2 separate regions of the Homo sapiens genome follow, and region 1 is linked to region 2. The links are chromatin contacts, found by Hi-C or POLR2A ChIA-PET in ENCODE. All regions are on one chromosome and are shown on one strand. Each heading gives the region's core, a stretch centred on a gene start or an enhancer-like site at or near the end of the contact. The rest is flanking DNA. Distances are from core to core; before and after follow the strand shown.

Evidence for each region. A loop is a pair of places that touch in the nucleus more often than their neighbours do. ChIA-PET counts read pairs that join two places held with the same protein, here RNA polymerase II (POLR2A). Pooled maps may share reads with other maps.
Region 1: a pooled map shows a loop between it and region 2 (8-fold over the local background). The contact joins the enhancer-like site here to the promoter of ST3GAL3 in region 2. A Hi-C loop is called at or near these places in 5 of 50 pooled maps. POLR2A ChIA-PET finds 5 or more read pairs at or near these places in 5 of 52 experiments (AG04450, H1, HEK293 and 2 more).

The regions. Positions count from the first base shown.
Region 1 is chr1:43,549,540-43,554,451 of GRCh38, reverse strand. PTPRF (protein tyrosine phosphatase receptor type F) reads right to left here. Exons shown (of 34, transcript NM_002840.5): 4 at 815-960; 5 at 511-652. Among named protein-coding and RNA genes, the nearest start is that of PTPRF, 21 kb to the right of the region's middle. RefSeq lists an enhancer at 4,350-4,912. Within about 2 kb of position 1,436, at least 11 of the 41 ENCODE cell types and tissues checked have a DNase peak (open chromatin) inside an H3K27ac peak, as active enhancers do.
Region 2 is chr1:43,705,368-43,710,420 of GRCh38, reverse strand. It overlaps ST3GAL3 (ST3 beta-galactoside alpha-2,3-sialyltransferase 3), which reads right to left and starts at 2,885. Exons shown (of 12, transcript NM_006279.5): 1 at 2,728-2,885. It overlaps KDM4A-AS1 (KDM4A antisense RNA 1), which reads left to right and starts at 3,080. Exons shown (of 5, transcript NR_033827.1): 1 at 3,080-3,362. It overlaps KDM4A (lysine demethylase 4A), which reads right to left. Exons shown (of 22, transcript NM_014663.3): 22 at 4,903-5,053. ST3GAL3-AS1 (ST3GAL3 antisense RNA 1) reads left to right here. Exons shown (of 4, transcript NR_125986.1): 4 at 886-1,029. RefSeq lists silencers at 2,418-2,467, 2,498-2,997 and enhancers at 3,128-3,207, 2,933-3,450.

The sequences.
Region 1 (4,912 bases), core at 187-2,686, 150 kb after region 2:
GTGCTCAGAGGACTTCAAGGTGGTCCAGGGAGTGTTTGTGAATGAATGGAGAAGCCACCAAGTGAGAGAAGACACTAAAATCCACGGACAGAGCCCCAGCCCTCAGCTCACAGGGGCAACAAGGAACACACCTGCCTGACACCTACGGCCAGGCTCCACATGGAAATCCGGTTCACTGCCAAACAGCCACAGCCATAACCACGTAACCCAAGGGATACACAGCTGCAGCTCCACACCTCAAGTCAGACCCCAGACCCCACCCAACCAACGACCCGGCTCAGCAGGAGAATACAAAGGCATCATGCCCCACATGGCTGGCCTCAGCATAAGCCGCACAATCCAGGCCAGATCCAATGACTATCCCTGTCCACCACTGACTTTCACTGACCCCGAGGTGGCCAGTCCTCCTTTCTGCCAAATGCACATGGGCCCAGGACAGGATCAGGGCTGGCTGGCTCTTCCCACGCCTCAGCCCGGCAGCCCACCGTGCCACGTCTCCCTAGCACGTACCTTCGAGCACTGAGAGCTTGGCACTAGTGTTGATCTCACCCAGGCTGTTAGTAGCTGTACACTCATAGATGGCTTCATCTCGCTGCACCCGCAATGGCTGGATCCGAAGCACTGACCCTGCCCCATCATCAAACTCAATGACCTGTCAGAGGACAGACATGGGGTCACAGCCTACTCAGGACACAGGAGCCTGCTCAGGGTCAGTTGTCCTCCCACCTCCAAAAGGTCCATGAGGAGGGACACTGAAAGGAGAGAGTGTGGGCAGACCCTGAGCCCTGCCGACCCCTTCCCACCACAGACGCACCTCGAAGCGCTGGGAGCTGACTTTCTTCCCCTTCTTCATCCATGTGATGCGCGGCTTGGGTTCTCCTGTAGCTTGGCACACGAAGGAGGCTACCCCTCCTGACAGCCCAGTCTGGTCCTCAGGGACTTTAATGAAGACAGGTTTGCCTGGAAGAGATGGAGACACCAAGTCACCACAGCACAGTCACTATAGGAATGGCCAGTGAGGAAGGTGGCAGTCATGGGGGCAGAGAGAAAGACCTACAAAGAAAACAAGGACACCTCACCTTTATGTAGCGCTTAGTATGTGCCAGGCACTGTTCAGAGAGTTTAACATTTTTTAACTCTGTTAAGCATATGAGGTGAGTGCTATAACTGTATCTGTTTCTAGAGGCCCAGAGAGGTTAAGGGATTTGTCCCATATGACACAGCTGGTAAGTGGTAGAGCTAAGATCTGAACCCAGGTGTTCCAAGTCTGGAGTTCACACTACCACTGCACCCTTCTGTTGCCCGCCCCACATCAATTCCAAGCTCCAGGAAAAAGGCGTGCTGGAGAGCTGCTGGGAAGAGCTCCAGCTCTCCCTGAGAGTTGTCCCTCCCCCTGCTCTCCATCTCAGTGATGGCACCACCATCCACCCCGGGGCTCCGGCCAGGAACCGAGACTCCTCCCTCTCTCCCAGCCCCCACATACCAGCAGCAGTCCCAAAGGCCTAGACAGTCCAGTTCCTAAGTCTCTCTGGATATCTTCCCAGGTGAATGCTTTCCTGTAAATCTGCCTCTCCCATCCCTCCCCCCCGACTTAGTTATTGCCTTCTGACAGTCTCCTCAAGGTGTCCACAGGGAGGCAGAGGGAGGAGAAGAAAGGTAGGGGCTCAGACATGGCACTGCCACACCCTCATCACCTCAGTACACATACCAGGGCCAGTCCACAGCCCCTATCCCTAAGAATTCAACCACCTAGGGTCATGAACCCAGAGAAGCCCAACCCATTTGCTACAATCTTGTAGCAATAGCTCGTTAATCTTGACAGCTGATCCATTTCCTATTAATCAGACCAATGAACAGCTCCAAAAAGGGCTAGTGCTGTGAGAAATGACCTTTCAGACCACCTGTTTGGTCCCCAGGAGCCCAGGCCCAGCCTGGTCCCTGGCACAGAAACGTGTGCGATGATGACAATCCTTTGCCAAGCACCCACTCTGCACCAGGTTCTTTATCTTTAGTCCTTCATTGCTATTATCCTCAGTTTACAGGCTCAGAGGGGTCAAGTCACTTGTCCAAGATCACATGCCAGTGAGGGGCACATCTGGGACCTGAATTCAGGCATGTTTGACTGTCAAACACCTGGTACAAAACAGTTCACACAAGATTGTCAGGGACCTTGACAAGAACAGAGTCAGTGGAGTGGTGGGTGGGGGCCAAAGCCAGACCAAAGAAGGCCAAAGAATGACTGGGAGGCGATGAGGGAGAGAGGGAAGTACAGGTGACTATACAGCCAGCAGCTGGAAAGGATGAGGCGGGAAGGGAGGTTTGTGAATTTTTTTTTTCTTTTTTTCTTGAAGACAGATATGAAAGGCAATGTTTAAATACTGATGGGAGCCAGCAGAGAGGGAAAAGGTGTTGATCCAGCAGAGAAGGGACGGCAGATGGGGCAGAGTCTCCAAGGAGGAGAGGGTCTATGGGAGCGGGGTAGGGAGTGGCAGCTGCAGGTACCAACAGAGAAGGAACTTTTGAGAACTCCAGGGGCCAGGGGCTCTGGGGGTTTTATGTAATTATTATGCAAGTCACTCACCATCTCTGAGCCTCTTTTTTCCCATCTCCAAAACAGTGACACAGGATTCTGTCATAGATGGAATGAGATGGCTGTAAACTGCTTTACGTGGTGGGCCTTCCATGAGGGAAGCTGTCACTCGTACCAGCATTATCAGTCTTACCGCAATCCCATAAGGTAGGTAGTATTATTATCCCCATTTAAGAGGTGGGGAAATAGAGGCTCGGAGGGTGAAATGACTGGCAAGTCAGAGGGATGCAGGCATGGAGCCAGGCTTTGATCCAGCCTTCTCACTCCTAAGCTCACCTACGGCCTTCCCTGGAGGGAGACCTTGGGACTGACTATGTTCTTAGAGTGCCTAGGGCAGGCTCGGGCAGCCAGCTCAGGGAGGCTGTAGGGACCAGAAAGACAAGAAGACACCACAGAAGGTCCAGAACCCCCCAGCGTGCCTTGCCCTTCCCCTGAATGCCCTTTGAAGGAGGCTCCAGGCTCTCCCGACTGCAGCTGTCTGCAAAGTTGGCCTCTGTTGCGCCTTCCAGACAGACCCTCTCAGACACGACTCTCCTGCTCAGGCTCCACTGGGGGTGTCTCCTGTCCCCCACCCCCATACCGTGCACTCTTCCCCCACACTTGAAGCCCTCCACAAAGCAGCTCAGGGTTCTCCACCTGCGCTGCCACACCCTAGTCCAGATACCACCTTCCCTTGACTGGCACTCCACTGGCCTAACACGCGGAAGCCCCTGCCTCCAGGCCTGCCCCACGCCTCCCGTCTGTTCTCTACTCAGTGTCCAGAGTGAGCTGACAGCCTCCCCCGACACCCCGCCCTATCAAAACCCTCCAAAGACCTGCCGAATCACTCTCCAAACACCTGTTATGGCAGACAAAGCCGCGGGGTCTGACCCAGCTGCTCTCCCCAGAGCCCCAGCTTTGGCTCCTCTAAAGAGCAACGTCATGTTCCCTGCAGCCACAGGGCCTTTGCATAAGCTGCTGCTTCTGCCAACCTCCGCCATACACTCTAACTTCCATTCATCCTTCTGCTCTCCATTTAAGTATCACTGCCTTCTCCAGTCCCCCTGCCCCCAACCTATGAGCTCAGTTCCTAGTTTGAAACTCCCGGGTAACTCCCTTGCCTCCCACAGCACTGCTCCTAGCTTATTACCTACCTGCCGAGCTTATAACTTTCACTCACAGTTTATTATGCACACGTGTGAGATTATTACTTTTCCACATTTTTGGTGTTTGATTAATGGCTGCTTCCCCTCCTAGAACATAACCCTGGGCAGGGCAGATAGCATGCCTGTCTGGATTCCTGTCCCAGTGTCTGACCCAGTTCCTGGCACCCAGGGGTGGAGAATGAAAGAAGGACCGAACTGAGGAACCAGGAGGATGAGGACCGCGGCCCCTGCTGCACCAGGGAAGAGAAACCCAGGGAGAAAGTGCCCCTCCAGCTCCTGCCGGGACCTGCAGCGGCAGAAACTGGGGGCTGGAACCGGCTGAACCGGAATGGCCGGGCGAGTGCGCCTGGGGGCGGGGTGGGGCGGGGCCTCCGCTCCAAACAAAGAAGCGGAGAGGAGACGCCGGGGAGGAGAGCCAGGTGTGGGTCACCGGCGGCCTGGAAGGAGGAGGGCCCAAGAGCCGTGGGAGGCTGGGCTGTGCCCAAGGCCTGGGGCTATCGAGGAGGCAGAACAACTCCCCTCCCTTGGAGGCTGGAGAGGAGCCTGCACCCTGCCCGCCCACCCAACAGACTAGGCCAAGCTGGCCCAAGGCAGCCCGGGGGACCAGACAGGCAGGCCCCGCCCCTCAACCAGGCCTCGCCCTCCGCTTCCCTCCAATCCACCTCCACCCGCAGGACACAGCACAGGAGACAAGGCGTTGCCCCTTATGTTCAGCAGAGGATCTTTGGGGAGCACAGATCTAACCGCACCTCTCCTCAGCTACCAACGGGCCTGATGTTCCTCTCTCCGTTCCCCTCTGAAATGTGCTCCTCCTAAGCTCTCAGGCTCACTTTTCTTTAGTCTTTTTTTTTTTTGAGAGGGGGGTCTCACTTTGTCACCCAGGTTGGAGTACAAGTGGCACAATCTCAGCTCACTGTAACCTCCGCCTCCACCTCCTAGGCTCAAGCAATCCTCCCACCTCAGCCTCCCGAGTAGCTGGGACCACAGGTGCACACCACCATGCCTGGCTAATTTTTTGTATTTTTGGTAAAGACAGGGTTTCACCACATTGCCAGGCTGGTCTCAAACTCCTGAGCTCTGGCGATCCACCTGCCTTGGCCTCCCAAAGTGTTGGGATTACGGGTATGAGCCACCACACCCGGCTTCTTTACTCTTTCAACAAGTATTTTTTGAGCAC
Region 2 (5,053 bases), core at 1,636-4,135:
CAGTGTGATGACAGTAGGAGTGAAAAGAAGCAGATGCCAGGCTAGGTATGGTGGCTCATGCCTATAATCCCAGCACTTTGGGAGGCTAAGGTGGGCAGATCACTTGAGATCAGGAGTTCAAGATCAGCCTGGCCAACATGGTGAAACCCCGTCTCTATTAAAAATACAAAAATTAGCCGGGTGTGGTGGCACACGCCTGTCGTCCCAGCTACTCAGGAGGCTGAGACGGGAGAATTACTTTAACCCAGGTGGTGGAGGTTGCAGTGGGCTGAGATGGGGCCACTGCACTCCAGCCTGGGCAACAGAGGGAGGCTCTGACTCAAAAATAGAAGCAGATGCCAGAAACAGTGTGGAAGTAGGGTCAACAAGACCTGGCACCCAACCAAAAACACGGGGAGAAAAAAAGAAGAAAAGTAAGAATAAACTTGAGGTGCCGCTTCTGGGTTGAGAGAACTGTTATTCCAAGTAGCTGAGGTGAATCAGAAAAGCGACAATGGGCTAGGTGTGGTGGCTCACGCATATATTCTCAACACTTTGGGAGGCTGAGGTGGAGGATTTCTTTCTTTCTTTTTTTTGACCGAGTTTCACGCTTGTTGCCCAGTCTGGAGTGCACTGGCGCGATCTCGGCTCATTGCAACCTCCACCTCCCGGGTTCAAGCGATTCTCCTGCCTCAGCCTCCCGAGCAGCTGGGATTACAGGCGCCTGCCACCACGCCTGGCTAATTTTTTGTATTTTTTTTTTGGTAGAGACGGGGTTTCATCATGTTGGCTAGGCTGGTCTCGAACTCAAGGTGGGAAGATTTCTTGAGCCCAGGAGTTCAAGAACAGCCTGGGCAACATGACAAGACCCTGTCTCTACAAAAAAAATTTTTTTTAATTCTCCAGGTCACCTGCCTGTGGTCCCAGCTACTTGGGAAGCTGAGGTGGGAGGATCGCCTGAGTCCAGAAAGTCAAGGCTGCAGAGAGCCACATTCACTGCACTCCAGCATGGGTGACAGAGGGAGACCCTGTCTCAAAAAAAAAAGAAAAAAGAAAAAGTGACAATGACAAGTAAAGTGTTACTGTATTCCTGATAGTTAGCTACAGCTTCCTTTGAAGTAAATTCTATTACTTGTTTACTCTTTGCACCACACAGGACAAAGGTACCTCTTGGATTAATGCCATCAACCTACCTTTTGTGCAACCTCATATCCTGCTTTTTCTGCTAAGAAACCCCCTGGAACCACCCATGAGCATCTCAGGTTCCCCTGCACCTTTGTCATCCTCACTTTCTCATCTGCTCACTTCTTCCCCTTCATACAGCCGGCTACCCACTCTTCATGACCCAATTCAAGCCTCAGCTTCCCTGTGAAACCTTCCTCAAACACATGGATTTCTCCTTTTCTCGGTTTCTCAGAGTACCTACCATCTTGGAATTCTAGAGACCATATCACAGTTATCATTGTCATGTGTGTGCTTTATTCCCTCAAGTATATTATAGGCCCATTAGAGCAAGTTTCTTATCTTAAATGGTTTTGAGTTTCCCCTCAGTCAATGCCTTGCATAAAATATGTACTCAAGAGGCGTTCCATTGATTGATACAAAGTCTGTTAGTCTCTGAGAACATGAATGTCTTGTTTCATCGTTAACATTTTATTTTTATTAAACCATGGTTAGACAGTTAGACACGCGAAATGGAGAGATTCACCACTTAATATCTCAAAATATCCTTAAGAATCTCTAATCATAGGAGGAGCTGTATTGCCTTAAGAGATTATTTGAAAGTATCATTTGGCTATAAATTTCTGTGCCAGCTTCCTTTTAATCCTCTGTTGACTTGAAAGTACACCAAACATTTCAGTGATCATCTCTACAAGATAATTCTGCCTTAGAAACAACCTAATTTGTCATGGGGACTATCTTACTTTTAGTAACCTAATAAGAGTTTTTTCCTACCTTAATGTCCAGCTATCTATAATTCACAGTACATCCACTGAAAAGTTTGAGTATTTTACTTTCTGAGGTAATAGCCGCCTTCACTGGTCCTTCCCTCAATTAATTACATTCAGTTATCAGGTTTCACTCCTTCCTCATACGTGAAGGAAACATAAATGAGGCTTACTGAGGAATCATAAAAATGGACATTGTTGTAAAAAGGAATCCAAAATGTTCATGGGACACTCTCCTAACCAAACCTGCCCTCCTCACTAAGATATTTTCTCTTGCAAGCAAAAGCACCGAGGACACAACGGGGGAAAGTGCCAGAAGGAAAGGAAGCAAGAGAGGCGTACTTTGCCGATCAAACTGACCCCAGTTCTGGCCCCCGCTAGAGCAGTAAGCAATGACAACCGCTACCCAAACGCTGCCGATTCCCGCTCAGGCGCTCCCTGGACTTTTCTTTCCTTTTCCCACAGCAGGGCCCGAATGACGGTGTCCGTGCTCTGCGCCAAGGTGCGCAGCGCTGCGGGGTTTCACACGGAGATGATCTCAGACCTCCTGGCCTGCGTCCGGCCGGCCTTTCCCCCAGGCTCGGCGGCCCCCACCCAGGAGAGGTCATCCAGGTACTGGGCCCCCAGCCCGAAGGACGACTGGGCCGTGCCCCGACCCCGCCTTCCCGGGCACTAGCGCGCGGGCTCCGCGCCCCGCCCAGCCCGGGACCCGCGGCCGGCGGGGGAGGGGCGGGGCGGAGCGGCGACCGTTATTCGCGGTCAGCCATCGCGCCCCGAAGCGCACTGGGCAGGCCCTTACCACAGCGGAGAGGGAGGCAGGGGGGAGGTGGCGCCCGGCCCGACGCGGGGCAGGAAGGCGGAGGCAGCGGCGTAGGCGGCGGCGACAGCCGCGGGGGACCCCGGCGGGAGCCCACAACGCGCTGGGCTGCATGGGCGCCGCCATAGTGGGGACGCAGCGGCGGGCGGAGCGCGCGGCCGCGACCCGGTCGGGCGCCTGCGACCAATGGGCTCGCGGAAGCCGGGCGGAGCGAGGGCCTGGCCAATGCGGAGCTGCGCTGCCCCGAGCAGCCCAATAGACGCAGGAGCCGCGGATTTGCCGTCCCGCCCACCCCGCCTACCACGAGAGCAGTGCTGCGGCGAGTGCGGGGCGAGAGGTTCGCGCTGGTGGAGCACCCCAGCTTGCAGGTTCAGCGTGGGTGTCTCTCCCGGGCACATCGAGCTGTCTAGAGGAACCCTCTTCCCCTGGCTTCACGGCCCAGAGGACGCACGGCTCTCTCCCCTCGAGAGCGTGTTTCGTCGCCCGCGCGGGGAACGCAAAGTGCTAGGGTAGTCACGGCCACTTCACGCCGAGGGACATCTCATCTCGCCCTCCAGGTCGTGAGCGCACCCATTCCGCTCACTGAGGCCGAAAGCTTCGGACCTCCGTGGGCCCTGGTGGGTAAGGGGGCACGGGGGTGAGCGTTAAGAGACTCGTAGAACATTTTTAGTCCGCGCGTGGCACAAGGCCTCCAAGCCCCACGTACACTTTGCAGCCCTCCCACTCCTTTTTCATTCCTGCGGCTGAGCCCTGGTGTTATCCGCCTGGGGCGGAATTTAAAACTTAATTCCTCAACAAAGTCGGGGTGGTCTTTAAACTGCAACCTTGGATCCAAAGGCCCTACCTTACAAAGGGAAGGCAGTTTGCCCTACAAAAAGGCTTCTGGGAGGAGCTGCCTAAGGCAGGAAGGGACTGGCAGGCCGGGAGGTGCCGCTTTTGGCTGGGGCCAGTTCTCTTGAGGTCGACCCGACTGCATAGGCAGCCAGTAGGGGAGAGAACGGGCCGGTCTGTGTGATTTGGATCACCTGAGTTGCAGTTTCCTAAGAGTTATTAGGTTGACCAAAAAAAAAAAGTGCAGTTTCTGGAAAACTGGTCAGCTGTTGAGTAAAAACTGCTGGGATTAAACCCAGCGCCCACCCCTGGAGGCAGTGGGGTCATCGAGAAAGGTAGGGATCCTGTGTAAAAAGGCTGGTGAAGTGTTCCTCTCTTCCAAAGATGTATGGATTAGTGTTCTCTCACCAATCCACTAAGGCCTGGTTCTGCCCAGCCTCCCTTGCTACATCCCCTGGGAATCCCCAAGTGGAGTGTGGGCAAAGAAAAAAAAAGGCCAACTTCCCTCCCTGGGCCCCAGGAGGGAGCTGACATAGAAAAGATCACCTCCTGCACCTCCCTTTCTCCACAATGAGATACCAAGTAGCAACCACCTCTCAACCCCCAGGGACACAAGGAAGCATCCAGAGCAGCTGAACTGACCTAAGCCTCTCCTGCACCTGGACAGGGCCATGCCACAGGAAGTGCCTGGCTGTTTAAGGGCCAGCCGGTGCAGCTCCGGGGCACCCAAGTCCTGCACCTATTCATTGCCCCCCTCCCTGCTCTGTGGTTCCCCATCCTTGTCCACTTTGACCTCAGGGATCTACCAGCCAAAGGAGATTGGGTCTTCCTCCAGGGAAGCTTCTCACCAACTAGACAGCTCGGAGAGCAATCTGAGGATCCCACTGGAGGTTGAGTCCCTTGCTTTTCAAGCACCTAAAATGCACCCATCCTTCCCACTGGTTCCACAATTTGTATAGAGCACAGATGCTGGCATGAACTTAGGCCAGTTCAACAAAGATGTATCAAATGGGGCAGCAGTGAGAGATACTCTGTTGAGAGGACTCATTGGTCTGGTGCTTCCTCTGTTACCTCATCTTGCCCGTCTCTAAGGCAGAGCAAGCACAACAAAGAGGTGCTCAGAGCCAGAAGTGTCCCTGCTCCCATGACCCACCATACTTGGCCTAATACAGAGCTTGACAAGCAAAGGACCCACTCTCTGGAACTTCCTAGGGAATGCCTTACTGATTTGTCTTAAAATACACAGCCCCGCTCCAGAGCCTATGACTCTAGATACACCCCCCAGCCTGACGTGGGCCACGTGGGCTCCTTGGGGCAGACAGCCAATCCTCTGCTCAACACATTTTATTGCTAAGGACAAGGTGATGCACCAGTTTTCAAAATAATTTGGTTTATAGTGTTCATACGTAACAAAAAAGGGGAAGTATTATAAATCTGATTCTTGTATACACAGGGTATTGGTGTGAAGCCCTCCAAT